Regions from separate parts of the Homo sapiens genome. Here regions 1, 2, 3, 4 and 6 are each linked to region 5. A link is an interaction called in ENCODE POLR2A ChIA-PET data of the cell type or tissue named here. Cell type or tissue: HCT116. All regions are shown on one strand.

Region 1 (5,000 bases), 230 kb after region 5:
TTGAGCTATGTATTCATCTGTTGCAACTGCTTGCTATCACCCCAGGTAGCTGTAAATTAATCTAATAATGCCACACCAAACACTGTATCCCACACCCTATAACAAGGGATAGCCAAGCTCTCATCAATGCTATTTCTGAAAACCAATGAGAATTCCTGACAGGCACCTTTCTGTCAGCCCATTGTGCATCCCCCCTTTTGACCTTTAAAAACCTGCTTGTGACAAAGGCCAAAGGGAGCTCAGATCCAAGGTTCTTTTGGTGTGAGTCTTCCAGGCAGCTGTCTTCATGTTGGCTCAAGTAAACTCTAGATTCTATTTTGTGCTTCAGCCTCTTTCTTTTAGGTCAACATGTTCAGCAACAGTAGAATAAATAAATAAATTGGCCTATATTCATACAAAGGAATACACACAGAAACAAATAACCACATGAATAACATGAAAAATTCATAGATGTAAGACTGAGTGAAAGAAGTCAAACCTATGCCTCTGCTCCTGAGACCGACTTTGCAAAAATTATAACTGGGAGAATTATCACAGCGAAAGAGATCTGACCTAACTGCTTCCGTCTTGCTTCCAGCATCCAAGCTGTCCTTGTTCATTCCTGGGCACAGGCCAAAATAACTTTGAGAGGAACTTAGTTTATGGTTTAGCTGTGAAACAAAGATGATAACAGCCCTTTCCCAAAACAAATCCCCTTCCTGCCTGGGGAGTAGACTGCCTTTGCAGGACTAACAAATTAGCCACAAGATTAGAAATGATGGTTTAGGATCATGCAGCCTCCAACTTATGAGATTCTAAACCTCCCTGAATTGTGCCTGGGGATCACATCACTATTGTAAAACCTAAGATCAGTGCGTGAGGTATTTTGTAGCCCTGCACTTGATGCATCAGCTGGCACCACCCAGATGGATAAACCAGCTCATCTGATCTTGTGGCCCCCACCCACGAACTGACCCAGCTCAAGAGGATGCTTTAGCTCCCTTTGAGTTCATCTCCGACCTGACCAATCAGAACTCCCAACTCACTGGCCCCCAGCCACCAAATTATCCTTAAAAATTCGGGTCCCAGAATACTCAGGAAGACTGATTTGGGTAATAATAAAACTGGTCTCTCACACAGCTGGCTCTGGGTAAATAACTTTCTTTATTGCAATTCCCCTGTCTTGATAAATTGGTTCTGTCTAGGCAGCAGGCAACATGAACCCATTGGGCAGTTATATTCCCCCAAAACCCACTATACACTTTATGATTCAGTTTATATGAAAGCAAAGGACAGGAAAAACTTGCCTGATAGATTTGGAGTCTGTGGAGTATTGTCAGAGTTTGGTGTTGTATTCTACAGATTAAAAGTAATCTGTTAAGCACCTCAAATAAAGTTTCCCCCAAATATATATATATTTTTTCTAAATTTGGACCACTTTGTTTCTGTCTTTGCAGAACATAAAGTGTTAACATGAGGTAAGTGCTAAGGTCTGGAGAAGGCCGTGGAAGAGATGACAAACTCCAGCATCATGCCCGAGTGTCCAGTGTGCTCTGCTGGGGCAGCATATTTGTACATTGCTGTATTTGAAAGAACCCTACAAGATTCCTGAAATTGGACCACCGTCCTTATAACACTACTAGTGGTAAAACAAGTAAGGATGGCTGGTTTGCAGTCATCTGAGCAGCCTCTCTAGTTTCATAGATATGGTTTCTCTGATATCGAACGGCTTCCAATTTCAAGTAGAATGCTACATCACAAGGATAATGATGTGAAGTGAACCAGTTTCTTGTGTAATCCTCCATGTTTTAGTCTGCGCATTACAAGCCATTATTTGAAGAAGGGTGGACAGGCTCCAGATTTCTGCCAAAGAGGTCCTCGGCAACACAGGCTAAGAACCGGCTTCTGGGCAGTCGTGATGGCTCACGCCTGTAATCTCAGCACTTTGGGAGGCCGAGGTCGGCGGATTACCTGAGGTCAGGAGTTCGGGATCAGCCTGGCCAACATGGTGAAACCCCGTCTCTACTAAAAACACAAAAATTAGCCGGGCTTGGTGGCGTGTGCCTGTAATCCCAGCTATGCGGAAGCCTGAGGCAGGAGAATCGCTTCAACCCGAGAGGCGGAGGTTGCAGGGAGCCGAGATCATGCGACTGCACTCCAGCCTGGGCGACAGAGCGAGACGGCGCAAAACAAAAAACAAACAAAAAACTACAACAGAAACACCCGCTTCTTTGGGGAAGACCATGGGCGGGGAAGAGAGGGAAAGGAGGCAGAGGCAGACATCACTGCCCCCGCAGGCTCTGGCACCATGTTGGTCGGCTGAGTGGCGGAGGGTGGGGCAGAAAAGCAGACCGGGACGAGGAAGGCGCTGTCGGTGACATCACGGATAGGGCGACTTCTATGTAGATGAGGCAGCGCAGGGGCTGCTGCTTCGCCACTGGCTGTTTCACCACGAAGGAGCTCCCGTGCCGTGGGAGCGGGTTCAGGACCGCTGGTCGGACCTGAGGGTCCCAGCTGTGTGTCAGGGCTAGGAAGGCTCGGGGGTGCGCGGGGCAAGTGACCATGTGTGTAAAGGGTGAGGTATATGGAGCTGTGACAGGGCAGAAGTGTGTGAAGTCATACTTACCTGGCAGGGGAGATACCATGATCACGAAGGTGGTTTTCCCAGGGCGAGGCTTATCCATTGCACTCCGGATGTGCTGACCCCTGCGATTTCCCCAAATGTGGGAAACTCGACTGCATAATTTGTGGTAGTGGGGGACTGCGTCCGCGCTTTCCCCTGAATTTTTGTAATGAAAAAATAGACTCCCCTATAAGGGTTATTCTTAAAACTGCAGTTTTGTGGCTTGGGTGGCATGTTAAGTGTTCTCCTTACAGTCGCAATGATGGGAAACAGAAAGTAACGTGTTATCCTCTCCGCCGCCGTGAGCTCTTTTAACACTAAGTGGCCGCAGGGCTCTTCTCTTCCCTTTCTACTTGGGGCTGCTTTTTGCAGATCGCTTCATAGTCTCCAGTCTTTTGGGTTCTCATGCTCTGTGAAAACCTTCGTGTTTTTTCATAGCCCCCAGAGTCACCCTTCACACAGCCTCTGCTTCTAACCGCAGCCTCCGCAGGAGTTTGTAGGATGTCTGTGCTAGCGGGGAATGTGTTCTCACCTCCTAGAGCCAGGGAAGAAACTACGCAGTCGGGTGCTGTTCTTTGGGATGAAAGCAGGGTCCCCGTTCGGTTGTTAACATAACACGCTTGCTTTCTGTAGGGGAAGGGAGGTCTCTCCCGGCGCCCAGGTGCCCTTGCTCATGTTCACCGAGGCCTGCAGGTCAGAACCGCAGTCTCACCTGTCGCCAGAATGTGCTGCGATCTACCCCAACTACCCGAACTACCCAGCAATAAAATAGGACACATTACGGAAACATGAAATAGCGTGGATCATCTCAAAAACATTATGCCGAGTGATGAAAAGAGTGCACCCTGTGTGGCGCCATCAAGGTGAATTTCTACAACAGTTAAAACTAACCTGTATAGTGACAGAAACTACATCATTGACTGCTGGCCTCAGGGGGAGGGCGGAACTGACTGCAAAGGGCACAAGAGGACCTTTTAGAGTAATAGACACGTCATCAAACTTGAAATGGATGCATTGTACCAAAGTCAACTCACACCTTAATCAACCTGATTGTAAAAGGGAATAAGAAAACCACTCCAAATCTTAATGTCTTCTACTTAATTTAGTGTACGTTTATCCTTAGAAGATTCCTTTAGAAAAATATCTCTCTAACTGTAATCGGGAGTTGAGGAATTCCTTCGTTTCTGTTTCTGTCTCTTTGTCTGCAGTTAAGTTCATGCACTATTAAATGGAATGTTTGTAAAATAAAAATAGAGTCTCAGCTAAATTTTATAAAAGCATACATATATGCGTCTTTATTATTTTATTATTTTTTCAAGTATATATATCCTTCTTTATTATTTTTTCTTCCTTTTTCTTTTAGGGATAGGGACAGTCTAGCTAAAATATACATTCTTCTCCCTGTAGATGTACCACAAGACTGTAACTCCAGGGTTGCCCAAATGTTATGAGAAGTTATTTTTGAACGTAAGGTTTTCAAAAATTTTACATATGTTTACATCTTCTCTACTGTTAGTATGGTCTATGCTTAGCATGTATAGTTTAACAATGATTTGGAAGAAAAATATGTAGGTATGTTAATAGTAGTTAATTCCAGGAGGTGTGAATATGGATGACTGGTTATCTTCCGCTTTATGAATTTTTTATATTTTTAAATGGAAAATTCTCAATGACCTGGAAGTTAAAGAACAGATTAGATATGGAAGGGGTGTAGGGTAGGTGAGAGGAAAATGTAAAGGGAAGGACAAACCCAGTTCTGGCAGGACCATGTTTAAGTTGAAGGTTTCTGGGGAGAAGTTGTTGGGATAAGAAGGATACGAAGGAGGCAGGAGAATCATGAAAATATTTAGGACAGTGTATTTATTGCCTGTCTTATCATTCCTCCTCCTTTTGTGTTTCTTCCAAAGAAATACACAGACTTATATTTCTTTTCAAGCATGCTTACCATTTGTGTTTCTCTTTTATTAATGTAACTGCCTGGTAGGTTTATCTTGCCCATTGCCCAGGTAAGCCAATGGAGCTGAGAACAGCAGGCTTTCTAAAATAGAGAAAGAATTTAATAAATGCAGAGGCAGCTGAGGGACCAGGACAGGGGTTTATTATTACTCAAATCTGCCTCCCCCAAAATTCAAAGACTAGGGTTTTTTTTTTCTTTTTTCTTTTTCTTTTTTTTTTTGGATAGTTTGGCAGGCAAGGGGCTAGGGAATGTGCAAAGCTGATTGGTTGGGTTGGGGATGAAATCACAGTGTCAGAGCTTGTTTACTGCACTGAGTCAGTCCCTGAGTGGGGGCCACAGGACCAGATGAGCCAGTTTACCGGTCTGGGTGTGCCAGCTAGTCCATCATAAGGCAGGGTCTGAAAAATACCTTGAACACCAATCTTAGGTTTGACACCAATA
Region 2 (5,000 bases), 260 kb before region 5:
TACGAAAAGAAATTAGCCGGGCGTGGTGGCCGGCGCCTGTAGTCCCAGCTACTCGGGAGGCTGAGGCAGGAGAATGGCGTGAACCCGGGAGGCGGAGCTTGCAGTGAGCCAAGATAGCGCCACTGCACTCCAGCCTGGGAGGCAGAGGGAGACTCTGTCGCAAAAAGAAAAAAAAAAAGAAAAGAAAAGAAAGAAAACAGGAACTAGGGAGGGGCAAGGAAGCAATCAGGATGAATGAGGGGTCCGGCATCTCATTGTCTGGGTGACTTTCAGTTCTTTGATATCTTTTTTGAGAGGCCTGAAGGAAGGAACTCAAATAAAACAAATATCGAGTTTCAAACTTTCAGATCAGAAGGGTCCATTTCTATGTTTATCCAAAAATCTACGTATGGGACTATTGGGTGGGTTTCAGACCAAGAAAGAGTGTGCATATCAAAGTCTGCAGTTAACCAAAGAGAAAACATAATTTTCCGACCAATAGGATGTATGGGGGTCAAAGAACGACCAGCCTACAGTACTGTTTATTGGCCTGAGCATACGGAAGGATGAAGTTGCACCAGCGAAATGGGATTAAGCTGCAGGTGCGGGCTGGGCGCGGTAGCTCACACCTGTAATCCCAGCACTCTGGGAGGCTGAGGTGGGTGGATGACTTGAGATCAGGAGTTTGAGACCAGCCTGACCAACATGGTGAAACCTCGTCTCTAATAAAAATACAAAAATTAGCCGGGCGTCATGGCGGGCACCTGTAGTCCCAGCTACTAGGGAGGCCGAGGCAGGAGAATTGCTTGAACCCGGGAGATGGAGGTTTTAATGAGCCGAAATTGCGCCACTGCCCTCCAGCCCGGGCAACAGACCGAGACACCTTCTCAAGCAAAAATAAAAACAAAAAGCTGCAGGTGGAAAAAAAAGTCTGGATTTTGGTTCAGAGCCCCTGGGGCCTTCCTCAGTAGTTTTCTCTTTCCTTGAAAAAGGAAGCCTGTCTCAGTCTCTGCATCTCTCTGAGTCCTTTTGGAGATTGAGGATGGTGAGGTCTCAGTGCTTGGCCCCCTTCTAATTCTGGGTACCTCCCCTCCCGTGGGTCAACCTGGTCCAGTGCACAGGCCCCAGCTCCGACGACCATCTCCCCCCTACCCTTTGCTCCCAGCAAAGGCCATTTCTAGGTCAGTCGTGAGGTACAGCCAGGACAGGGCAGCTCGCTCCGAGATTTTTGGCTCTCGAAGGCCTTGAGCGCTGTGGTTCTGCAGAACGCTGTCTGCCTCTTGTGGAGGAACTGACACCCGCTGGAGAAAGTGTGGAGGGAAGCGAGGGCTGCACCTGCACGCAGGAGCTGAGGCAAGCGGCGGTTCCCAGCTCTCAGTGCAAAAGACATTTGTCATCTGAGAGGCTGGACTCAGTTATTATAATTTTCAATTTTGTCAATAAAAACCGAATGGAAATTTGTTTTCTTACTTGTAGAAACCTCCTCGCAAGACCTCCCATCTTACATTCCAGGGAGAATTAGCAGGGTATTCCGCCAAGACATAGGTTAGACTGCGGTTCTGATCTGCAGGCCTCGATGCCCTGCGCCGGGGCACCAGGGCACGGGCAAAGCCCTCCCCCTACACAAAGCAAGGGTGTTATGTCTACAACCGAACGGGGACACTAAGAGCCCCCAACATGCACGGTTTTCATTCCAAAGAAAACCACCAGTTCTGAGTACAACTTCCACCTGGCTCTATTAACTGAGTACACGTTTCCCCAGCACAGAAATCCTACAAACTCCCGTGAATGCTGTGGTGAAAAGCAGGAGCTGCCAGGGCAAGATGGATCGCACCTGTAATCCCAGCACTTCAGAAGGCTGGGCGGACCACTTGAGCCCAGGAGTTGGAGCCCAGCCTGAGCAGAATGGTGAAACCGCTACGAAAAAAGAAAAAGAAAGGAAAGAGAAAGAAAAGAAAAGAAAAAAAAAGAGAAAAAACTAGCCGGGTGTGGTGGCGTGCGGTTGTCCTACTCGGGAGCCTGAGATGGGAAGATCGCGCCACTTCTCCAGCCTGGACGGTACAGCGAGACTTGTCTTAGGGAGGGGGGGAAAAAAAACAACAAAAAAAACAGAGGCTAAGAGGTAACTCCGAGGATGACAGAAAACACCAGAGTTTTTAAGAGATGTTAGAAGCCCTGGGAGCACTGAACAAACCAGAAAGCTCCCGACCCTTGATCCCTGAGCTCCACCTAGCAAGTACCGCGGCAGCTAACCTGGGAGAATACCCCAACCAACAGAGACTGAAATTCGCCTCCCGAGAGAGTAAGTGGATAATTCTAACCTGTCCCTAAACATGGCCTCACAAAGGAAAACTAACCGTTGCGAACGGAAACAACTGACCGGACAGAACACAGCCACAAAACACGAGCCCGCACCCTGAATTACAAAAACACTTACGGCTCATCTACTATTCGCACCACAAAAGCGCCAGGGGAAAGCACGAACGCAGCCCCCCACTATCACAAATTATGCAGTCGAGTTTCCCACATTTGGGGAAATCGCAGAGGTCAGCACATCTGGAACGCAATGGATAAGCCGCGACCATGAGAAAAGCGCCTTCATGATCATGGTATCTCCCCTGCCAGGTAAGTATGAACTCTTGCACTCTCCGCCCCGCCACAGCCTCACACGCTTCACCCTTTACACGCACGGTCACTTGCCCCGCGCACGCCCCCCCCCCCCCACCCCCCCCCCCCACCACCCACAGCCCTCCTAGCCCTGACACACAGCTGGGACTCTCAGGTCCGACCAGCGGTCCTGAACCCACTCCCACGGCACGGGAACTCCTTAGTGGCGAAGCAGCAGCCCCTGCGCTGCCTCATCTACATAGAAATCGCCCTATCCGTGATGTCACCGACAGCGCCTTTCCCAGTCCCCGTCTGCTCTTCCGCCCTACCCTCCGCCGACTCAGCCCATCAACCCGCTGCCGGAGCTGGCGGAGGAAGTGACGTCTGTCTCTTTCTCCTTTTCCTCCTGCCATTGTCCTTTGGGGAGGTTCGCAGAGACCCCGCGTCTGGTCTCCCCCTAAGACTGTGGTACTTGATCTGTGTCCTGCAGAGAACCCTTCTGGCGGCCAACAGGAAGCTTGTGCACCCTTCTTCAGATAATGTCTTTTAATGCGCAGACTTGAACGTTTAGGATTACAAGGAAAACCGGTTCCTTTCAAACCTGTTTATCTTTGTGATGTAGCATTCCGCTTCAAGTTGAAAGCCGTTCAATGTCAGAGAGAAAACATATCTATGAAACCAGAGAGGCTGCTCAGATGGGTTGCAAACTAGCCATCCTTACTGGTTTTACCACTAGAAGTGTTACAAAGACAGTTGTCCAATTTTATGAATCTTGAAGGGTTTTTTGTTGTTGTTGTTATTTCAAATACAGTGTAATACAAAATGATGTGGCCCCCGCAGAGACGATTGGACACTCTCAGGCATGGTGATGGAGTTTGTCATCTCTTCCACGGCCATCTCAGAACCTTAGTGCTTACCTCATATTAGTATTTTATATTCTCCAAAGACACAAAAATAATCCCAATTTGACAAAACAAACAAAAAAAATCTAGGGTATGTCTTATTTGAGGTGCTTAACAAATGACTGGATCATCTCCCTTGTATATAACCCAGAAAACACTGTGAAGTAGAGCAAAATTGGAAAGCCCAAGTCAAAGACCATTTGCAAATTTCAAGTAGATTCCAGTCTGTTGCTCAAATCACAAAACATGAAATGGAGGGGTCTCCCTTGGAGACCATAAAGTCTGTGACATGGTGGCCAGTTGGGTCACTGGAAAACATGGCAAAATATTGAAAATGAGGGATTAGGTGAGAGTGTAGCAACTGAACACTAAATGCTTGATCCAGGTGCCATTCCCTGGATACTGACAGGGAGACACATTGTCCAGGTAATACTGGAAAAATACTTTCTATAGTGTAAACCACAAATAAAATTCCAAGCCCCTCAACTATTTGAATGCACCCCTCCTCTCAGCCAGGGTCATTCCAAAGTTAACCTGAAAAACTGGTTCAGACCATGATGGGAAGTAGGGGTCAGATATGCCTCATTATACCCTCCTTCCTTTGGAATTCAGGCACAACTGACCAGCACATCCGACCAGGCCCAACTGACATTACAACAGCGATCTCAAGACTTTTTGTAGCAATAAGACACCAAACTCCAGGCTGACTCTAGTGTAGCATTACATGACAGATAGCAGGCCCTGAAAGAAATACAAATATTTTACCCTAAAATACATTTTTTATCATATTTTGAAATGTCCCTACAAAGTTGTCTCTTGTGGGGAAAGTCTACATGCTACAGGGAATCCCTTTCCAGGCCTTTTCCCTAATCTAGGCACCTTTTTAAGTCTGATAAGAAACATTTACAATCAATTCTCTCTGAAGCCTGCTACCTGGAGGCTTCATCTGCATAATAAGAACAACCCCTTAACACAGAGACTGCCTTCTATGGATTCCAGGTCTTTAGATAAACTCTTTCAACCAATTGCCAATCAAAGTATCAGAAAATAACGGCTGGTAACTATGTAATTATGCATATATATGAGTAGAATTTTGGGGGTGGGCACAGTGGCTCATGCCTGTAATCCCAGCACTCCCTCAGGAGGCTGGCAGATTGCCTGAGTCCAGGAGTTTGAGACCAGCCTGGGAAACATGGTGAAACCCCATCTCTACAAAAAAAAAAAAAAAAAAAAAAAAAAAAAAAAAAAAAATTAGCCAGGCATGGTGGTGAGCACCTGTGGTCCCAGCTACTCAGGAGGCTGAGGTGGGAGGATTACTTGAGCCTGGGAGGTGAAGGTTGCAGTGACCCAAGCTTGCAACACTGCACTTCAGCCTGGATGACAGAGGAATGGGCCTTCACTAGACACTGAACCTGCTGGCAACTTGATCTTGGACTGACCATCCTCCATAACTGTGAGCAATAAATTTTTGTTGTTTATAAGTTACTCACTCTGTGGTATTTTGTTATAGCA
Region 3 (5,000 bases), 120 kb before region 5:
ATCTGACATGGCTGACTCCATTTTGGTTCTAGCCTCACAGGCTAGCTGTCTTTGCTCATTCCTGCACAATTTCTCCCAAGCTATTTTTGGGAAAAATTGAGTTTATAGTTCAAATCAGGGGTCCCAAACCCCCAGGGCCACAAGACAGGTATTGGTCCATGGCCTGTTAGGAACCCAGCCAAACGGCAGGAGGTGAGCTGCAGGCTTTCGAGCATTACCACCTGAGCTCTGCCTCTTGTCAGATCAGCATCAGCATTAGATGCTCATATTAGCTTGAACCCTATTGGGAACTATGCGTGTGAGGGATCCAGATTGTGCACTCCTTATGAGACTCTAACTAATGCCTGATGACCTGAAGTGGAACGGTTTCATCCGGAAACTATCCACCACCCCCTTCCATGGAAAAACTGTCTTCCATGAAGCCAGTCCCTGGTGCCAAAAACACTGGGGACAGCCAAAAAGTTTGGTTAAAATGATAACCTTCCCCAAAGCTAAATTACCCCTGTAAAACTAATGAAAGGCCACCAAGTTAGGAGGATGAAAGGGACCTGAATTCTACTAAGATGTATGCCTCATTAAATAATCACCAGCCATTATTCCAGAGGTCACAAGATTTGCAGCTTCCCCAGTTACTGCTGTGAAGAACATCACTATTGTAGAACCTAAGATTGGCCTCTTGAGATGTCTTTTCAGGCTTTTGCATTTCTGACTACTGGATGGCACCATTTGGCCCGAAAATCAATCAGTCCCTTAGCTCCCACCCAGAAGCTGACTCAATGCAGGAGGGCCATTTTCCACACCCCTGTGATTTCATCCCCAACAATCAGCACCGCCCAAGCCCTAGCCCCCTCCCCACCAAACTGTCTTTGAAAAAACCCTTACCTCCAAGCCTTCAGTGAGATTGATTTGAGTAATAACTCTGTCCCCTACATGTCATGGCTAGCCTGTGTCAGTTAAACTCTTTACTGCAATGCCATGGTCTCCGTGAATTGATTTTGTGTGTACAGTGGGCAGGAAGAACCCATCAGGTGGTTACATCTGCAGGATGGTGCCAGTTCTTTCCACAAAGGCTGGTCAGATACCCAGAAAGTATTTCTCCACTACTACCTGGACAATGTGTCTCCCAGTCAGTCTACAGGGAATGGGGTCTGGATCAAGTATTTCACATTCAGCAGTTACTACGCTGTCACCTAATCCCTCATTTTCAATATTTTGCCATGTCTTCCAGTGGCCTAACTGGCCACCATGCCACAGAATCTTTACTTTGTGGTCTCCAAAGAAGAATTCTCCATTTGATGTTTTGTGATTTGAGCAATGGAATAGAATCTGATACTGGTGGGCTGGGGGAGGTCCCCGGACACTGGTAGGATCTCGACCCCAGCTGTGGTGTCCAGGCTCTTGACACCATCTCAAGAATGAGGTCAAGGATGAGTTAGCAAATAGTGAAAGAAGAGATTTATTGCAAAGCAGAAAGTACACACTCAAGAAAGGGGAGTTTGGGCATACCTGAGAGAGAACAATGGGTTCTGGGGTTTCATCTCAATGGGTTTCTTTAACCAAGGAGTGGAATATTGATGAAAATTCCTGGGTAAAGGTGGAGATTTCTCAGAACTGTGGTGCCATCCATTTTTACATCAAATATTGGTCTCAGAACTGTCATGGCACTGGTGGGTGTGTGATTTAGTATGTTAATAAGCGTATAATGAGGGCCTAGGTAAAACCTACGTCAAATCCAGCACCACATTGGGTCCAGTCAGTCTTAGCCAGCTTGGTCCACACCCTGGTTTTTCAGCATCTTATCAGCCCATAGCCTCAAGTCATGTAAATCTGCTGCCTAGAATTTGTTATCCTGTGACCACCCTGTATTATTCCTGTCTCAAATCTACTTGTAAATATTCAAATGGTCTTTGACTTGGGAATTCCAACTTTGCTTACTTCACAGTGTTTCCTGCATTATAATCCCATATAAGAAAAGATGATCCAGACATTTGTTAAGCATCACAAATAAGATGTATCCCAGGTATTTTTGTCAAATTTGGATTATTTTGGTTTTGTCTTTGCAGAATATAAAAAACTAACACGAGGTAAGCAATAAGGTCTGGAGATGGCTGTGCAAAAGATGACAAAGTGCAACACCACATTTGAGAGTGTCCAATCATTTCTTCTGTGGCAGCATATTTTTCCACAATACTGAATTTGGAAAAAAATAAAAATAAAAATAAAAAAAACTACAAGATTCATTAAACTTGACAACTGTTTTTATAACATTACCAGTGATAAAATCAGTAAGGAAGGCTGGTTTGCAGTCATCTGAGAAGCCTCTTTACTTTCATAAATATGGTTTCTCTGTGACATTGAACGGCTTCCAATTTCAAGCGGAATGCTACATTACAAGGATAAGTATGTGAAGAAAACCGGTTTCTTTTGTAGTCCTAAACGTTCTAGTCTGCGAAATAAAAGTCATTATGTGAAGAAGAGTACCCAGGCTCCATCTGGCCACCGAAAGTTTGCTTCACAAGATAGGCTAAGGACCAGCTTCTTTGGGCGAAAACAGATGCCGGGGCGGGAGGGAAAAAGGGAGAGGCAGACGTCACTTCCTCTTGCTGGTTCAGGCAGCGGGTTGGTCGGCTGACTGGCAGAAAGGCAGATGGGGCCTGGGAAAGGCACTGTCGGTGACATCACGGATAGGGCGACTTCTATGTAGATGAGGCAGCGCAGGAGCTGCTGCTTCCCCACCTGCTGCTTCGCCTCGAAGGAGTTCCCGAGCCTTGGGAGCGGGCTCAGGACCGCTGGTCCGGCCGGAGAGTCCCAGCTGTGTGTCAGGGCTAGGAGGGCTGGGGGGTGCGCGGGGCAAGCGACCGTGCGTGTAAAGGGTGAGGCGTACGGGGCGGAGGTGCAGGAGCTCATATTTACTTGGCAGGGGAGATAACATGATCACGAAGGTGGTTTTCCCAGGGCGAGGCTTATCCATTGCACTCCAGATGTGTTGACCCCTGCGATTTCCCCAAATGTGGGAAACTCGATTGCATAATTTGTGGTAGTGGTACTGCGTTCGCGCTTTCCCCTGATTTTTTGTAGTTTCAAGAATACGCTGTACTCTAAGGGCTACTTTTTTCTTTCATTGATTTGTGTCTTGGACGTGTTATTCTTACAGTGGAAGGCTGGGAAATAGGAATTAAGATGTCGCTTCTCCCACTGAGGAGAAATAGGGAGCGTCAGCCTTAACACAAACAAACTAGCGCGAAGGCCGTACAGCTCTTCCCTTTCTACGCAGGGCTGCTTTTTGCAGAGATTGGTCCATGGTCTCCAGTGTCTTGGGTTCTCACGCTCTGTGAAAATCTTCGTGGTTTTCTCTAGCCCCCAGAGTCACCTTTTACACAGCCCCTGCTTCTAACCGCAGCCCCCTCAGGAGTTTGTAGGATTTCTGTGCTAGCGGGGAATGTGTTCTCACCTCATAGAGCCAGGTACAAACTACGCAGACAGGCGCTGTTCTTTGGGATGAAAGCAGGGCCTTTGGGGCTCTTAGTGTCCCCGTTCATTTGCAGACATAACACGCTTACTTTGTGTAGGGGAATGGCTTTCCCGGAGCCCAGGTGCCCTAATGCAATTCGTGGAGGCCCGCAGGTCAGAACCGCAGTCTTACTTGTCTTGGCTGAAATGCGCTGCGATCCTCCCTGAAATATAAGGCAGGAAGTTTTATGAGCAGCGGGGTCCAGTTTCCCTATTATCTCCTGCTGTTTACATATCTAGTCTTTCTTCAGACTTTATTTAAATGACAACTTCTTGTTTGATGTCTCGCTTCCATATCCTACATCCATTGCCAGGCAACTTTTTAGATAGCACCCCGACCCATCCTTCCCACCCCCAAGCAGCCCTTTCCTACTTCTGGCGCCAGTGTCCTTCCCGGTCCGTCTTTCTTCAGGCCCTCCCTTATCACCTTCATGGACAGAAAATACTTAGCTCTCTTTCAACCTGCAGTTTGCACCTGACACGCGTCAGTACCCTGGCAAATTCCTTAATACCCCTTCTCAAATGGCACTGTAAATTCATCTCTTTTTAACTCCCAGAAGTATCTAATTGGTCTTGTCCCTGCATTGCATGAATACTAGTATTCCACTACAAAAGAAAACCCCAGGCCTAGAGATGGCGGTTCTGGGCATTGTGCCAGCATTTCCCAGGGTATGTTTTCTGACCTCACCTACTTCTGATCAACTGAGGTCAGGAGTTCGAGACCAGCCTGACCAACATGACGAAACTCCGTCTCTACTAAAAATACAAAAAAAAAAAAAAAAAAAAAAAAAGCAAAAAAAGCAAAAAAAGCTGGATGTGGTGGTGTGTGTCTGTAATCCTAACTACTGGGGAGGCTGAGGCAGGAAAATCGCTTGAACCCAGGAGGCAGAGGTTGCAGTGAGCTGAGATCATGCCATTGCACCTCAGCCTGAGCGACAGAGCGAGACTCTGTCTCAAAACAAAACAAAACAAAACAACAAAAAAAAACTAGGCCATCTGAGACATATTATTGGAGACAGTAGAATCCTGCATCCAACAGGCACTTGGTGCAGATCTGAACCCACTGAATTATTGGCTCATGTTCCGTCTGTTTTATTAAGTATCATGAGCAGAAATTGAGCTCTTTGGCTTTTACACACTAAGTATGGCTATAGGACAGGTCTCTCTCTCTCTCTCTCTCTCATTATTGTGTCATTATTTTTTGCCATCAGTGTGGGCTTTTGGTTTTGATGTTATGAAGTGAATTTGTATGGACAATTTCTGTTGGGTGGTGTTGACAAGGATCCAATCCCTGTTTGGTAATACATGACAGCTAATCTGCTCTGTGAGACTTTTTTTATTGTCTATTTATTGTCCTGAGAATAATGGTATTTCCTGATATTTGAGACTGCAGCAATGATAAGTTGTTCATATCTTGTCTTTCCAATGTTTGGTAAAAATTTTATGGGCCCAATAGTTGTCAATATCTGCAAGAGTGGCATCCCTGTTAC
Region 4 (5,000 bases), 95 kb before region 5:
AAAATCTTCGTGTTTTCCCCTAGGCCCCTGTCACCTTTTACACAGCCTCTGTTTCAGGATTTCTGTGCTAGCGAGGAATCAGTTCTCACCTCATAGAGCCAGGTGGAAACTACGCAGACAGGCACTCTTCTTTGGGATGAAAGCAGGGCCTTTGGGGCTCTTAGTGTCCCCGTTCGGTTGTAGACATAACACGCTTGCTTTGTGTAGGAGAACGGCTCTGCCAGCGCCCAGGTGTCCTAACGCAATTCATCGAGGCCCGCAGGTCAGAACCGCAGTCTCACTTGTCTTGGCGGAAATGCGCTGCGATCCTCCCTGCACTACATGAACACGAGAATTCCACTACAGAAGAAAACCCCAGTCCTAGTGATGGCGGTTCTGGGCATTTTGCCAGCCTCTCCCAGGGTGTGTTTTCTGACCCCACCCACTTCTGATCTGTAATGTCCTGGTCAATAGAAACTACCTGGCCCAAACGGAAAAGGCAAGGAGGAACACAGCGGGAAAGCCTATGGCGTTCCCTGGTGGCTACCCCGGGGACTGCACTCATAGATCCGCGTGTTCCGAGAAGCCTCTGCCATCCCGACTAGGGTGCGGTGCAGAAACCCGCGGCTCCAAAGAAAACCGGCTAGAACGCACAGGAAGCCCAGCCAGTGTTCAGGACACTGCGAGTGGAAGCCATACGTCCTACGGACTGATCTAGTTTGATGAAGACGAGCCATTTACTTCTAACCCCAGCAGCGGACATTGCCTTGCTCAAATATAAAATATATGAACCAAGACGAAAGCAACTTTCATTGCGTTACTAATGAGCAAACGGGTTTTTAGAATGGTTAAGAAATGTCCCTTGTTTTGGGACCGTCATCACTAACGTATGCTTGGGATTCCTGATCGAGGAGTTTCTGAGCAAAGCAGCCCACCAATCCAGTGGCTGAGAACGGCTTGGATATTGGCTTCCAGGCGCATCAGAAATACCGAGGTTCTGACAAAGACGTGAGCTTCTGTCTGCCTTTGGGAAGGCCTTCTTCCAGTACTGGCGCTGCCGCTTGCCTTCTGTTTGACCTGGGGCCAGGTCCTTCAATTTGCTAGGCTTCAAGTTGGAAAGTGTTACAGGAAAATAATAAGACGAAGTACTTCTTAGAGTTATTGCACAGATTACAGAAGATAGTCTAATAGTACAGCTAGCATCCTGTATGGCTTACATTAAGGATTTGCTGATAGGAAACAACATCCCAGATAAAGTTTTTTCCCCCTTAATTATGAAATATAACAAAGGAAATTGTGTAGGCTTCTGCTTCAGGCCTCTGTAAAATTTGAATGAATTTTGCACTTATGAAGATTACGTCCTTTTACAAAATAAGTTAATACTAAAGAATGACAAACGGAATTTACAAAACAAATATTAACAAAAAGAACTTGTTCTTAGCAGCTTTGTTTACAATAGTCCCCAAACTGGAAACAGTTCATATGTATCAAGAGGTTAATGGACCTTTTGTGATATATTCATCCAATGGAATACCACCCTCAGTAAGATGGGACAAATTATGGAAACATGAGATAACATGGGTGAATCTCAAAAGAGTGCATTCTGTGTGGTGCCATCAAGGTGAATTTCTGGAACAGGTGAAACTAACCTGTATAGTGGCAGAAAATACATCATTAATTGCTGGGGTCAGGGAGTCGAGGGGACTGACTGCAAAGGGCACAAGAGGACCTTCTGGAGTAGTAGACATGTCATCAAACTTGAAATGGATGTATTGTACCATATTCAACCAATGCCTTAATCAATTTGATTGTAAAAAGTAGTAAGAAAACCACTGCAGGCCAGACGTGGTGGCTCACGCCTGTAATCCTTGCACTTTGGGAGGCTGAGGCAGGCGGATCACCTGAGGTCAGGAGTTTGAAACCAGCCTGGCCAACATGGAGAAACCCCATCTCTACTAAAAATACAAAAAAAATTAGCTGGGTGTGATGTAGACGCCTGTAATCCCAGCTACTCAGGAGGCTGAGGCAGGAGAATCTCTTGAACCTGGGAGTGGAGGTTGTAGCATGTGGAGATCGCGCCACTACACTCCAGCCTGGGTGACAGAGCAAGTGATGCTGCTCTAAAAAAAAAAAAAAAAGAAAAAGAAAAAGAAAACAAAAGAAAAAGAAAAAGGCCGGGCACAGTGCTTCATGCCTGTAATCCTAGCACTTTGGAAGGCTGAGGCAGGCAGATCACAAGGTCAAGAGATCGAGTCCATCCTGGCCAACATAGTGAAACCCCATCTCTACTAAAAATACAAAAATTAGCTGGGTATGGTGGCACACGCCTGTAATCCCAGCTACTTGGGAGGCTGAGGCAGGAGAATTGCTTGAACCTGGGAGGCGGAGGTTGCAGTGAGCTGAGATCGAGCCACTGCACTCCAGCCTGGGCAACAGAGAAAAACAAAACAAAACAAAACAAGAACTCCATCTCAAAAACAAACAAACAAACACTGCAAATCATAATGCATTCTACTTAATTTAACTTATGTTTAGCTTTAGAGGATTCCTTTAGAAAAGCGTCTCTCTAAATGTGATTGAGAGTTCAGGAATTCCTTCGTTTCTGTTTCTGTCTCTTTGTCTTCAGTTAAATTCATGCACCATTAAATGGAATATTTGTTTTTTGTTTTTTGTTTTTTGTTTTTTCGTTTTTGTTTTTTGTTTTTTCGTTTTTGCTTTTGTTTTTTTTTTTTTTTTTTTTTTTGAGACGGAGTCTCGCTCTGTTGCCCAGGCTGGAGTGCAGCGGCGCCATCTCGGCTTACTGCAAGCTCCGCCTCCCGGGTTCACGCCATTCTCTCGCCTCAGCCTTCTGAGTAGCTGGAACAACAGGCGCACGCCACCGCGCCCGGCTAATTTTTTGTATTTTTAGTAGAGATGAGGTTTCACTGTGTTACCCAGGATGGTCTCGATCTCCTGACCTCGTGATCCACCCGCCTTGGCTTCCCGAAGTGCTGGGATTACATGCGTGAGCCACCGCGCCGGACCCAAATGGAATATTTGTAAAATAAAAATAGAGTCTAAGCTCAATATTAGAAAAGCATATATATATATATACATATATATATGTATATATATATATGTATATGTATATATATAATATTTAGCTCCTATATATATGTATATATATAATAGATAGCTCCTATATATGTATCTATATAATAGCTCCTATATATATGTATATATATAATATATAGCTCATATATATATATATATATTTATTGTTCTGTTTTTTCTTTTGCAGGGGCGTTGGGGGGACAGTCTAGCTAAAATATACATTCTTCTCTCTGTAGATATACCAGAAGAACATGATTCAATCAGTGTTGCCCTAATGTTAACAAAAGTTATTTTGAACTTATGGTGATCAGAAATTTTACATATCTGTACTTTTTCTGTATTAGTGTTATGGTTTATGCTAAGCATGTATAATTTAAAAAAAATGAGAGTAACTTTAAAATGATTTGGAAGAAAAATATGTACATATGTGAACAGTACTTAATTCCAGGTGGTGGGAATATGGATGACTGGTTATCTTCTTCTTTCTGTATCTTTCATATTTTTAAATGGAAAAACTCAATGACCTGGAAGTGAAAGAACAGATTTGGAAGGGGTGTGGGGCAAGTGAGAGGAAAATGCAAGAGAAGGACAAACCTAGTTCTGGCAGGATTGTGTTTAAGTTGGAGGTTTCTAGGGAGCAGTTGTTGGGATAAGAAGGATATGGGGAGGCAGGAGAATCATGAAAATATTTAGGACAGTGTGTTGCCTGTCATATTATTCCTCCTCCTTTCCTGTTTCTTCAAAAGAAATATACAGACTTACACTTCTTTTCAAGCATATGTACTATTTGTGTTTCTCTTTTATTAATGTAACTGGTGAGTTTATCTTGCTGGTTGCCCAGAAAAGCCAATGGAGCTGAGAAAAGCAGGCTTCCTGCAATAGAGAAAGAATCTAATAAATGCAGAGACAGCTAAGTGACCAGGACAGAGGTTTATTATTACTCAAATCTGTCTCCCCCCAAATTCAGAGGACACTTTTTTTTTTTTTTTTTTTTAGGATAGTTTGGCAGGCAAGGGGCTAGGGAATGGGGAAAGCTGATTGGTTGGGTTGGGGATAAAAATCACAGGGAGTCAGAGCTTGTCTTCCTGCACTGAGTCAGTCCCTGAGTGGGGGCCACAGGACCAGATGAGCCAGTTTACCGGTCTGGGTGTGCCAGCTAGTCCATCATAAGGCAGGGTCTGAAAAATACCTTGAACACCAATCTTAGGTTTGACACTAATGATGTTATCTATAGGCACAATTGGGGAGCTTAGGAATCTTGTGGCTTCTGGCTTCATAGCTCCTGAGCCATAATTTCCAATCTCGTGCCTAATTTGTTAACTTTGCTAAGGAGGTCTGATCCCCAAGAAAGGAAGAGGTTTGTCTCGGGAAAGGGCTATCATCTTTGTTTCACACTTAGACTTGGAACTAAACTCCTCTCATATTTAGCCTGGCTTATGTCCAGGAATGGACAAGGGAAGCTTGGAGGTTGGAAGCAAGATGCAGTGCTCAGGGTCACTTAGCCAGGGAAGGAGGATGTGAAAGCAAGAATTTGAAGTGAAGGCAGCCTAGCTCCAGAAGACATTCTCAGAACCACTGTGTTTATATTGCTCCTAATGAAAGTGCCCTGGAAAAAATTATGACAGTGAGAAAAACTTGACATAGAAAAAGTATGACAGTGAAAGAAATCTGACCAGAGTGACCCTGGGCAGGTAACTTAACATCTCTGCATCTCAGTTGTCTCATATGGAAGATAAAGATGATGGTGTGACCTTGGCCTGTGGTAAAGACTAAATAAGTAATTATGCACACTCATTGTCTGTGCCTGACATGTGGCACTTGGCATGTCAGGCACAGTTGATGAGTGTTCATATGTTACTTATTTGCATGTTAGCTCTTGTATTATGCCTGCAACACTGCACAAAGAGCAGATGTGACCAGGTGCAAGG
Region 5 (5,000 bases):
CTCAGCAAAGGCCTCTCAGGCCTCTCAAAAAGCGTCATAGACCTGAAACTCAGCAGATGACAGCCTCCAGACAATGAGATGCCAGACCCCTCACTCATCATGAGTGCTTCCTCACCCTTCCCTAGTTCCTCTTTTCCCACCCACAGTTACAGTTCTTCCCTGCTACATAAACCCCTCACTTTAGTTGATCAGGGAGATTGATTTAAGACTGATCTCCCATCTCCTCAGCTGCAACACCCAATTAAAGCCTTCTTCCTCAGCAATACTCAATGTCTTAATGATTGGCTTTCTGTGAGCTGAGCAGCAGGGCCTAGACCGAATTCCTGGGCTTTCAGTAACAATACGTGTTTACTTTTAAAGACTGAAATTAATGGGTCATGATATATTGAGAAACTGGAATGGCATCAACTTGGCCAATTCTGAGAAAACACACTGTGCTTAAATGTCAGGGGCCTGCCTCCTGACCTGGACAGTATATGGCTGATTTTGAGTCAAAATAGGAGAGTATGGCCTGGTTTGAGTGTTTTACAGAAATGTAAAACATGGCTGATTGCTTTTATTTTAAATCCAACAAATCTCCATTTCTGGTGAGAAAATTTTGTTAAAACCAACCAACCAAACAAACATAGAAGTATATGAATAAAAAAATAAAGGATTCCCTGCTTCCCAATCTCACTTGATTGCTGTCTTCTGTTATATACTACAGGGAGGAAGGGGGCAAGGTGCCCAGGAAGTCCCACGTCCTGTTTTGACAATCATCTGGCCTCCTTGGGCAAATGGAAAAGAGGGAAAGCATAAAGAAAATAACAGAAATTTTGCAGATATTTCATCTCCGGGCTGGGTGCGGTGGCTCACGCCTGTAATCCCAGCACTTCCGGAGGCCAAGGCGGGCGAATCACTTGAGGTCAAGAGTTTGAGACCAGCCTGGCCAACATGGCAAAACCTCATCTCTACCAAATATACAAAAATTAGCCGGACATGGTGGCCCATGCTTGTAATCCCAGCCACTGGGGATTACAATCACTTGAACCCGACAGATGGAGGTTGCAGTGAGGGGAGATCACCCACTGCCACTGCATTGCACTCCAGTCTGAGCAACAGAAGGAGACTCTGTCTCAATGAAAAGAGAGGAAGGGAAGGGAAGGGAGGGGAGGGGAGGGGAGGGAAGGGAAGGGAAGTTAATCTCGGCACAGGAAACTCTGCCACCGAAGCTTGAATGAAAGAAAGAAAGAGAGAGAGAGAAAGGAAAGAAGGAATGAAGGAAGGAAGGAAGGAAGGAAGGAAGGGAGGGAGGGAGGGAGGGAGGGAGGGAGGGAGGGAGGAAGGGAGGGAGGGAGGGGAAGGGAAGGAAGGAATTTCACCTCGGCACAGGAAACTCTATGACCGAGGCTTCAAGGGCTCTTCTCTGGCCCTAAACCCACAGTGGATTTTGCCTCTTTTTCCGGGGTGCAAATGAAATGACAGAAGTCGATCAACGGAGAGGGCAGAGAGAAAGCAAGAAGGATGGCTCCTTCCTGCAGGTCCACCTACCTTAAGTGTTGCTTGTGGAATCTAAAGAAATGCCTTAACATGGGTGGGTGGGAACTAATTCAGACACCTTTAACAACTTTATGTTGCATGGTTCCATGGTGTAATGGTAAGCACTCTGGACTCTGAATCCAGCGATCCGAGTTCGAGTCTCGGTGGAACCTTTGTGTTTCATTGGCATGGTAAGGCCGTGTTTTACTTCCTAAATGGAATGGAGATTCCGCTGATGTTCAGAAGCTCTGCGCTGCAGGTCTCGGTGTCCCTTCTGCTCCCGCTGTCTCAGCCTCGCGATGTCACCCTCTTCGTCTCCCTCTTCGGTGTTCGGGGTCCCAGAAACCGAGTTATCACAGTGGCCCGGACCACGGGGAAATTGCTGAATCATCCTGTTGGGATCACCGAGCCTGCAGGGTCCCCTTCCTGGGCGAGCCTCCTAGCCCCGTGCAATCGGAGGCCCGGACCCCCCCCGCCAGGGACCCAGCGACCCAGGAAGTCCCCACCCCTTCTCAGGGCGACCTGGGCCTCGGACATTCGGGCAACACTTGACTCATGGTCTTGTGGTATATCTACAGAGAGAAGAATGTATATTTTAGCTAGACTGTCCCCCCACAGGCCCTACAAAAGGAAAAAGAAGGAAAAATAATAAAGAAGGATATATATACCTGAAAAAATTATAAAATAATAAAAATATATATTGTATATATTTAAAATATATAAAAATTATATATTAAATATAATTATACATTTTAAAAATATATTAAAAATATATAAAAGCATATATAAAAGCATCCATTTCAAGTTTGATGACGTGTTTATTACTTTAAAAGGTCCTCCTGTGCCCTTGCAGTCAGTCCCGCCCTCCCCCTACCCCAGCAATCAATGATGTATTTTCTATCACTATACAGGTTAGTTTTACCTGTTCTAGAAATTCACCTTGATGGCGCCACACAGGATGCACTCTTTTCATCACTCGGCATAATGTTTTTGAGATGATCCATTTTATCTCATGTTTCCGTAATGTGTCCCATTTTATTGCTGGGTAGTTCGGGTAGTTGGGGTAGATCGCAGCACATTCTGCCGACAGGTGAGACTGCGATTCCGACCTACGGGCCTTGGTTAATATAAGCAAGGGCACCTGGGCGCGGGGAGAGCCGTTCCCCTACAGAAAGCAAGCGTGTTGTGTCTACAACGGAACGGGGACACTGCTCTCATCCCAAAGAACAGCACCCGTCTGCGTAGAGTTTCTACCTGGCTCTAGGAGGTGAGAACACATTCCCTGCTAGCACAGAAATCCTACAAACTACTGCGGGGGCTGCGGTTAGAAGCAGAGGCTGTGTGAAGGGTGACTCTGGAGGCTACGAAAAAACACGAAGGTTTTCACAGAGAACCCAAGAGACTGGAGACCATGAAGCAAAGTCTGCAAAAAGCAGCCCCACATAGAAAGGTTGGGGAAGAGCCCTGCGGCCACTTAGTTTGTGTTAAATAAGCTCACGACAGCGGCGGAGAGGACCGTAACGCGATACTTTCTGTTTCTCACGCTTGAGACAGTAAGGACGACACTTAACATGCCGTCAAAGCTACAAACCCATAGAAACTAAGAGTAGCCCTTCGCGTAGAGCTCACGTTTTGCACTGCAGTATCTCAGCGGAATTCACTAACGCAGCCCCCCCCACTACCACAAATTATGCAGTGGAATTTCCTACATTTAGGAAAATCGCAAGAATCAGTACACACAATAGAAAAAACCTCACTCTGGAAAAACGATCTTCACAATACTATCTTCCCTCCCAGGTAACTACGGATTTGCACACCTCCGCCCCGCCACAGCTCCATACGCCTCAACCTTTACACGCACGGTCACTTGCCCCGCGCGTCCCCGAGCCCTCCTAGCCCTGACACACAGCTGGGACTCTGAGGTCCGACCAGCTGTCCTGGACTCGCTCCCACAGCACGGAACTCCTTCGTGGCGAAGCAGCAGGTGGAGAAGCAGCGGCCCCTGCGCTGCCTCATCTACATAGAAGTCGCCCTATCCGTGATGTCACCGACAGCGCCTTTCCCGTCTCCGTCAACTTTCCCGCCCCATCTTCCGCCACTCAGCCGACTAACATGCTACCAGAGCCTGTCCACCCTTCTTCAAATAATGGTTTGTAATGCGCAGACTAAAACATGTTGGATTACACAAGAAACCGGTTCTCTTCCCATCGTTATTCTTCTGATGTAGCATTCTACTTGAAATTGGAAGCCGTTCAGTATCAGAGAGAAACCATATCTATGAAACTAGAGATGCTGCTCAGATGACTGCAAACCAGCCATCCTTACTTGTTTTACCACTAGTAGTGTTATAAGGACAGTGGTCCAATTTCATGAATCTTGTAGGGTTTTTTCAAATACAGCAATGTACAAATATGCTGTCCCAGCAGAGCACGCTGGACACGCAGGCATGGTGCTGGAGTTTGTCATCTCTTCCACCTTCTCTAGACCTTAGCACTTAACCTCATGTTAGCACTTTATATTCTGCAAAGAGAGAAACAAGGTGGTCCAAATTTGGAGAAAAAAAAATTGGGGGGAAATTTTGAGGTGCTCAACTGATTACTTTTAATCTGTAGAATACAACCCCAAACTCTGACAATACTCCACAGACTCCAAATCTATCAGGCGAGTTTTTCCTGTCCTTTGCTTTCATATAAATCAAATCATAAAGTGTGTAGTGGGTTTTGTGGGAATATAACTGCCCAATGGGTTCACGTTGCCTGCTGCCTAGACAGAACCAATTTATCAAGACAGGGGAATTGCAATAAAGAAAGTTATTTACCCAGAGCCAGCTGTGTGGGAGATCAGAGTTTTATTATTACTCAAATCAGTCTTCCTGAGCATTCTAGGACCAGAGTTTTTAAGGATAATTTGGTGGTTGGGGGCCAGTGAGTTGGGAGTTCTGATTGGTCAGGTCAGAGATGAACTTACAGGGAGTTAAAGCATGCTCTTGAGCTGGGTCAGTTCCTGGGTGGGGGCCACAAGATCAGATGAGCTGGTTTATCCATCTGGGTGGTGCTAGCTGATGCATCGAGTGCAGGACTACAAAATACCTCACGCACTGATCTTAGGTTTTACAATGCTGATGTGATCCCCAGGAACAATTTGGGGAGGTTTAGAATCTTATAAGCTGGAGGCTGCATGACTTCTAAACCATCATTTCTAATCTTGTGACTAATTTGTTAGTCCTGCAAAGGCAGTCTAGTCCCCAGGCAGGAAGGGGGTTTGTTTTGGGAAAGAGCTGTTATCATCTTTGTTTCACAGCTAAACCATAAACTAAGTTCCTCTCAAAGTTATTTTGGCCTGTGCCCAGGAATGAACAAGGACAGCTTGGACGCTGGAAAAAAGATGGAAGCAGTTAGGTCAAACCTCTTTTGCTGTGATAATTGTCCCAGTTATAATTTTTGCAAAGTCGGTCTCAGGAGCAGAGGCATAGGTTTGACTTC
Region 6 (5,000 bases), 89 kb before region 5:
GACTATAAAATATTTAAATTCAAAATACAAATGATGGCTGGGCATGGAGGCCAGCACGTAATCCCAGCAATTTGGGAGGCCCAGGCAGGCAGATCACTTGAGTCCAGGAGTTCGAGACCAGCCTGGCCAACATGGCAAAACCCCTGTCTCTACAAAATTAGCTAGGCACCGTGTTGTACACCTGTGGTCCCAGCTACTTGAGGAGGACGGGCTGAGGATCAATTTAAACAATATCATATGTAAAAACAATTTTTTTTCCTTTAAGTTTAGTCAAGTGAAGCAGTGGGAGTGGAGAAGGAACAAAGAAATCTGTAGCTAGTTGTGATAATTGGTTGTAAACAGGAAGGATTTTTGATGCACTGTACAGTTACCAGTTACATATGCTCTAAAGCTGGTGGTGAACAGCAACAACAGCAGTGTTCTGGTCCCCCCTACACTTTTTTCTAGGGATAACAATTTTGTTTTCTTCCTTCCTTCCTTCTTCCTTCCTTCCTTTTTTCCTTCTTTCTTTTCTTTTCTTTTTTTTTTTGCGACGGAGTCTTGTTCTGTCGCCAGGCTGGAGTGCAGTGGCGCCATCTCAGCTTCAGCTCACTGCAACCTCCGCCTCCCAGGTTCAAACGATTGCCTTGTCTCAGCCTCCCGAGTAGCTGGGATTACAGGCACGCGCCAAGACGCCCGGCTAATTTTTGTATTTTAGTAGAGACGGGGTTTCACCATGTTGGCCAAGATGATCATCTCCCGACCTCGTGATCCGACTGCCTCGGCCTCCCAAAATGCGGGATTACAGGTGTGAGGGATAACAATTTTCAATGCATGCAGTCAACCTCTACATATTGTTGCTCTTTGACTGCCCAGTTTTCCATCCTAGGCCCTGCAGTCCAGCCTGCAAGGGGAAATGGAATTTGTGTGTTTTCCTTCCTATCAGTCCACTCCAAGGAGCCAACAAGGCACCTCTCTCCCGTCTCCCACCCCACACCTCCGCACGCCCTCCAAACTGAGCCCCTCAAAGACTGCGGTGTTTTTCAGTCCTTCGTAACCGCTGAAAATTTTCATATTTGCAAAATATGAAAATCAGAGCGATGGTCCTGAGCGTCTGGCGGGACATCTTAGCTTGCTCTCAAGACCCACCATAAGCCGCATCCAAAGTGTTCCGCCAAGCAGAAGAAAAGATTTTTCATCTGTCGCGTCCTAAGGCATCTTCTCCTTGGGGCAAGGTACTGGCAGGAAGAGGGGGAGCCCCCACCGTCCCGCACTCATCCCTCCGAGCTGCTCAGGCTCCTCTTACCCGTGGTGCTGCGGGAGACCGGCCCGGCGACCGAAGGTCAGAACCCGCGCTCCCGGCCCGGGCGCTTGAAGAGGCCGCCGCGCGGATTTCTCTTTACGGTTGAAATTTTGGGACGAAAGAATGAGATTTCCTGGAGTCGGGTTCCAAAGCTTAGTGAAACAGCGACTTTTAGGTCCCGCAATAGAGACGTAGGAGCTAGAAATTAGGCATGGAAATCTGAATATGAAGAACAGAGTAAATTAACATTCGGAAGAGGATGGGCCATCCGAATAAAACAGTGTTACTTCTAAGTTAGGTCTCAAACCATCTACCCTAAACTGAGACATAATCACCAATGACTGAGCTAACCCCATCAAAATTTCTCACGTCACCGTTTACTTACCAAAAAGACAATGGATGCGATTACGAGATTTCCCGAGTGAAAGGAATCTCGGGGTCTAGCACTGAGGGGCCGCAGCCCTTTTAGTGTAGGAAACCTATCACCCCGAGGCCCAGGGTCGCCCTGAGAGGGGATGGGGACTTGTTCGGTTGCTGGGACGCTGGCTGCGGGGTCCGGGCCTCCGATTGCAGGGGGCCGGGAGGCTCGCCCAGGACTGGGACCAGGATTGGTGACTCCGATGGGATGTTTGGGCAATTTCCCTGTGGAGCAGGCCACTGCAAGAAGCCGGTTTCTGGGACCCAGACCACTGAGGAGGAAAAGGGAGAGGAGGAGGGACATCGTAGGGGACGCATTGCGAGGCCGGAGCAGGAGGGACACGGGAGAGGAGGAGGGACATTGCAGGGGACGCATTGCGAGGCCGGAGCAGGAGGGACTAGGGGATTTGCAGCAGCAGAGCTTCCTTCCCCGGGACCCAAACCTTCCTTTCTCTTCTTTAACCCAGGACTTGGTACGAAGGGCAAATGTAAACCACATCCCTTTCACTCTGTCTTTGAGGGTGGAGTTTGCTTCCCAAAGTGGCTTCTGGCTCCAGAGTAAAAGGCCAGCAGACACCAAGGTACCACCGAGATTTGAACTCGGATCGCTTGATTCAGAGTCCAGGGTGCTCACCATTAACCCATGGAACCAGCTGTTGAGAATACTCTCAGTTATGAGCATTTGACAAGTGAATTCTCAGCCTCCATAGTCACCAGAATTTCCTTTTCAGGTATTTTTTTCTCTTTGTCACACAGGACTTGAGTACCTTTAATCTACAATAGGAGGAGTCGCCCCAGACTTACCTCTCTCTGCCCTTCTCTTTAGGTTTCTATCTCAGAGAATGAGATTAAGCACCTTTCAGGATTAGGAACAGAGAAGAGCTATATTTAGGCCTCCACTAAAGCCAACAGTTCTGCCTGGGTTGCCAGAGTTTCCTGCTCTGAAATAAACATTCTGCCGAGACCCTCTACCCGCTGGGGTTTCTTTCTTTTTCTTTGCAAATTTCCTTTTCCCTTTATCCATGGGGCACTGATAACCATTTCTGGAACAAGATTTGGGATATGCTGGAATTTCTGCTCTTCTTATTCTGCCTTCTTCTCCTCCTCTTTCTCCTCCTCCTCTCCTTCTGTTTCCAGTCCCCTCTCTCTCCTGCTCCCTGTCTTCCTCACACTACCCCCACACCCATTTTCCCCAGCTCCCTCCAGCTTTCTATACTTCCTGCCTCCTCCTCCTTCTCTGCTCCTTTTTGGCTACCGTTCCTCTTCCTTCTCTAGGCTCCCACCCTACCCACCACCAGCCTCCCACACGCAGCCTACACTAACAGAAGAATGGCTACCACGAGCTGAGAGGAAGTTGAGGAATATGTTTCTAGTCAGGACACTTTGGGGGATCTTTGCTGGGGATTGTGAGTGCGGTGACACCAACCGAGATGATGAATATCAGCCAGTCCTTGAGGCCTGGGGAGGACCAGCAGATCCAAGGCCACCCCATACCTGGGGTGACCCAGAAGAGTCATGTTCACATTCCAAAAGGCTAAATCTGATTGCGAAAGTCCAAGGAAATTGAAAGCAGTAGGAGCCATCGTCTTTGCAAGTCCAGTTCCAAGTGGAAGGATCATGGTGCTTCCTTCCAGTCACCACAAGGTCAGCACACAGGCATTTGCATTGCCTAGGACTCAACTGGTACCCTGGATCCCTGGCTAGGGCCTGTCCAGAGAAAAGCTAGGCGTGGGGCCCATTTCCACCTAGGCAGAGGTTCCTGGGGAAGTTAGGTGCTCACCAAGAGATTGCCCCTTACCATCCTCCTGAGGGTGTGTGGAGCCTCAGCGCTGCTACCTCTTGGACTCCACCCTCCGGATGCCACCACCTCCCACTGTCCAAGCCTTCCAGTGAAGTCTCCAAGGCTCTGATTTTTGAATCATCCTGATTTGGTGCGTCAAGAGCTGCCTCCCACAAAGTGAGCAGATGTGGAGAGCTGCCAGATCTAAAAGGTAAAATCGCAAGGCATTGCCAGCTAGATAGGGACAGAGTTCCCTCTCTATTTGATGATTTGGATTCAAAGGGTAGATGTCATGGCCCCTAAACATCACAGCATGACCAGGGCATGCCACCCACGACCTGCAGTGCCCTTGCACCTGGTTAGGTGTAAATTATTTTACTGAAGCAGACAAGTGTTCTCTTCTGGACTTTTTCCTTCCTTAGTGGCTAGATCTCTCTCTCCCTCTCTCTCTCTCTCCCCCTGAGTCCCCCCATTCTCTACCCACCTTTATTTTCTCTATTTCCACCCTGTTGCCCCTCTTCCACCTGCTTTCTCCTGTTCAGCTTTCATGGTTCACCCCTTCCTTGCCCACTGGCATCCCCCAAATTAAAGCTGCTGCACTGTCCTGGGTGGGGAGGTGGGTATGGCTGTAGACAGTGCCCTCCAGACATGTCCAGGATGGGGAAACATAGTGCAGCTGCCAGCATAATGCTTTAAAAGAATGGCCACTTTCAAAAGCCTTTCACATCTCCTAATCTGGGATCTTTTGGGACTAAAACGTTATGGACCATAGTGGAATTCTTTTTCCTCCAGGACCTTGTGGTGGATGCCTTCTTTCACTGAGCTTTCATGTGTGGCTATTAAGTGCCAGTCCCTGCTCTTGGACAGGGACATCATTGTGAGCAAGTCTCAAGTCACTACTCATGGAGTGGGTCTGGAGCTCACCTCTGCAGGCATCAAGAGGTGTCAGAGAGAAAGGGGCATGGCCAGTTTGTGTCTTTCCCATGTGGCCACTCACTGAGTCCTGGGGAGTGGAAGTCAGTGCAAGGAAAGAAGCCCAGTGAGAAAGCAAATGGACAACATCAGACCTGGGGCTGAGGCCCCCACCTGCAGCGGGGCAGCCTCTGAAGCAGGCAAGGGGCAGCAGGGAAGGTCGTGGCCTGGTGTAATCTGGTGTTGGGTGCCCCAGCTCATTCATGTGGATGCCCAAACTTACCCAAAGGCAAGATTCAATATCTCTGTTCTTCAGAAGAAAATGTGTCTTCAGAGGAGAACGGAGAGGTTGGGGAACACTTTCTTACCCCCATGCTAACTGTACTTGATGTTACAGTATGGTATCTCTGTGCTATAATTAGTTAGCATGTGGTCATTAATGGAAACGATTGATGGTTTAAGCCCATTCCCAGATATTCTAGTCTTCATCTAAGTTCCCTCCCTCCCTCTTTCCCTCCTTTTCCTTCCTTCCTTCTCTTTCTTTTTAAATAGACCACTTTGCACTGAAATCTAAGTTCTTTTTCTGACATTTAATTCTCTCACAAAATT

The links. ChIA-PET counts read pairs that join two places held together with the same protein. Peaks named below come from ENCODE experiments on the same cell type or tissue, not always from the same donor. Only the 100,000 strongest peaks of a DNase experiment are listed, where the experiment ranks them.
Region 1: POLR2A ChIA-PET joins it to region 5 with 47 read pairs; 11 of 35 experiments call an interaction of 5 or more read pairs at or near these places.
Region 2: POLR2A ChIA-PET joins it to region 5 with 37 read pairs; 6 of 35 experiments call an interaction of 5 or more read pairs at or near these places.
Region 3: POLR2A ChIA-PET joins it to region 5 with 22 read pairs; 13 of 35 experiments call an interaction of 5 or more read pairs at or near these places.
Region 4: POLR2A ChIA-PET joins it to region 5 with 14 read pairs; 10 of 35 experiments call an interaction of 5 or more read pairs at or near these places.
Region 6: POLR2A ChIA-PET joins it to region 5 with 10 read pairs; 10 of 35 experiments call an interaction of 5 or more read pairs at or near these places.

Annotation. Positions count from the first base shown.
Region 1 is chr1:148,036,514-148,041,513 of GRCh38, reverse strand. It overlaps RNVU1-7 (RNA, variant U1 small nuclear 7), which reads left to right and starts at 2,598; the gene lies at 2,598-2,761. RefSeq lists enhancers at 1,617-2,158, 2,185-2,721, 2,875-2,984, 2,722-3,257 and a silencer at 2,545-2,784. In HCT116, no CTCF peak of the experiment used is centred here; a DNase peak (open chromatin) is centred at 2,843; H3K4me3 peaks cover 419 bases; H3K27ac peaks cover 231 bases.
Region 2 is chr1:148,520,213-148,525,212 of GRCh38, reverse strand. RNVU1-27 (RNA, variant U1 small nuclear 27) reads right to left here and starts at 2,612; the gene lies at 2,448-2,612. RefSeq lists a silencer at 2,377-2,696 and an enhancer at 2,997-3,056. In HCT116, no CTCF peak of the experiment used is centred here; DNase peaks (open chromatin) are centred at 2,512 and 2,950; H3K4me3 peaks cover 812 bases; H3K27ac peaks cover 532 bases.
Region 3 is chr1:148,386,557-148,391,556 of GRCh38, reverse strand. It overlaps MIR6077 (microRNA 6077), which reads right to left and starts at 3,275; the gene lies at 3,194-3,275. It also overlaps the pseudogene RNVU1-2. RefSeq lists an enhancer at 3,133-3,972. In HCT116, no CTCF peak of the experiment used is centred here; DNase peaks (open chromatin) are centred at 2,616 and 3,086; H3K4me3 peaks cover 1,681 bases; H3K27ac peaks cover 1,765 bases.
Region 4 is chr1:148,357,094-148,362,093 of GRCh38, reverse strand. It overlaps LOC124904396. Among named protein-coding and RNA genes, the nearest start is that of RNVU1-1, 2.9 kb to the left of the region's middle. In HCT116, CTCF peaks have their summits at 353 and 558; a DNase peak (open chromatin) is centred at 423; H3K4me3 peaks cover 782 bases; H3K27ac peaks cover 801 bases.
Region 5 is chr1:148,261,799-148,266,798 of GRCh38, reverse strand. It overlaps TRQ-CTG4-1 (tRNA-Gln (anticodon CTG) 4-1), which reads left to right and starts at 1,620; the gene lies at 1,620-1,691. It also overlaps the pseudogene RNVU1-22. RefSeq lists silencers at 1,596-1,675, 1,843-2,028 and enhancers at 1,326-1,985, 1,790-2,085, 2,648-3,307. In HCT116, no CTCF peak of the experiment used is centred here; DNase peaks (open chromatin) are centred at 1,778, 3,098 and 3,558; H3K4me3 peaks cover 2,463 bases; H3K27ac peaks cover 2,924 bases.
Region 6 is chr1:148,350,911-148,355,910 of GRCh38, reverse strand. It overlaps the pseudogene TRQ-CTG9-1. Among named protein-coding and RNA genes, the nearest start is that of RNVU1-1, 9.1 kb to the left of the region's middle. RefSeq lists enhancers at 766-1,575, 1,576-2,386 and a silencer at 2,155-2,254. In HCT116, no CTCF peak of the experiment used is centred here; a DNase peak (open chromatin) is centred at 2,210.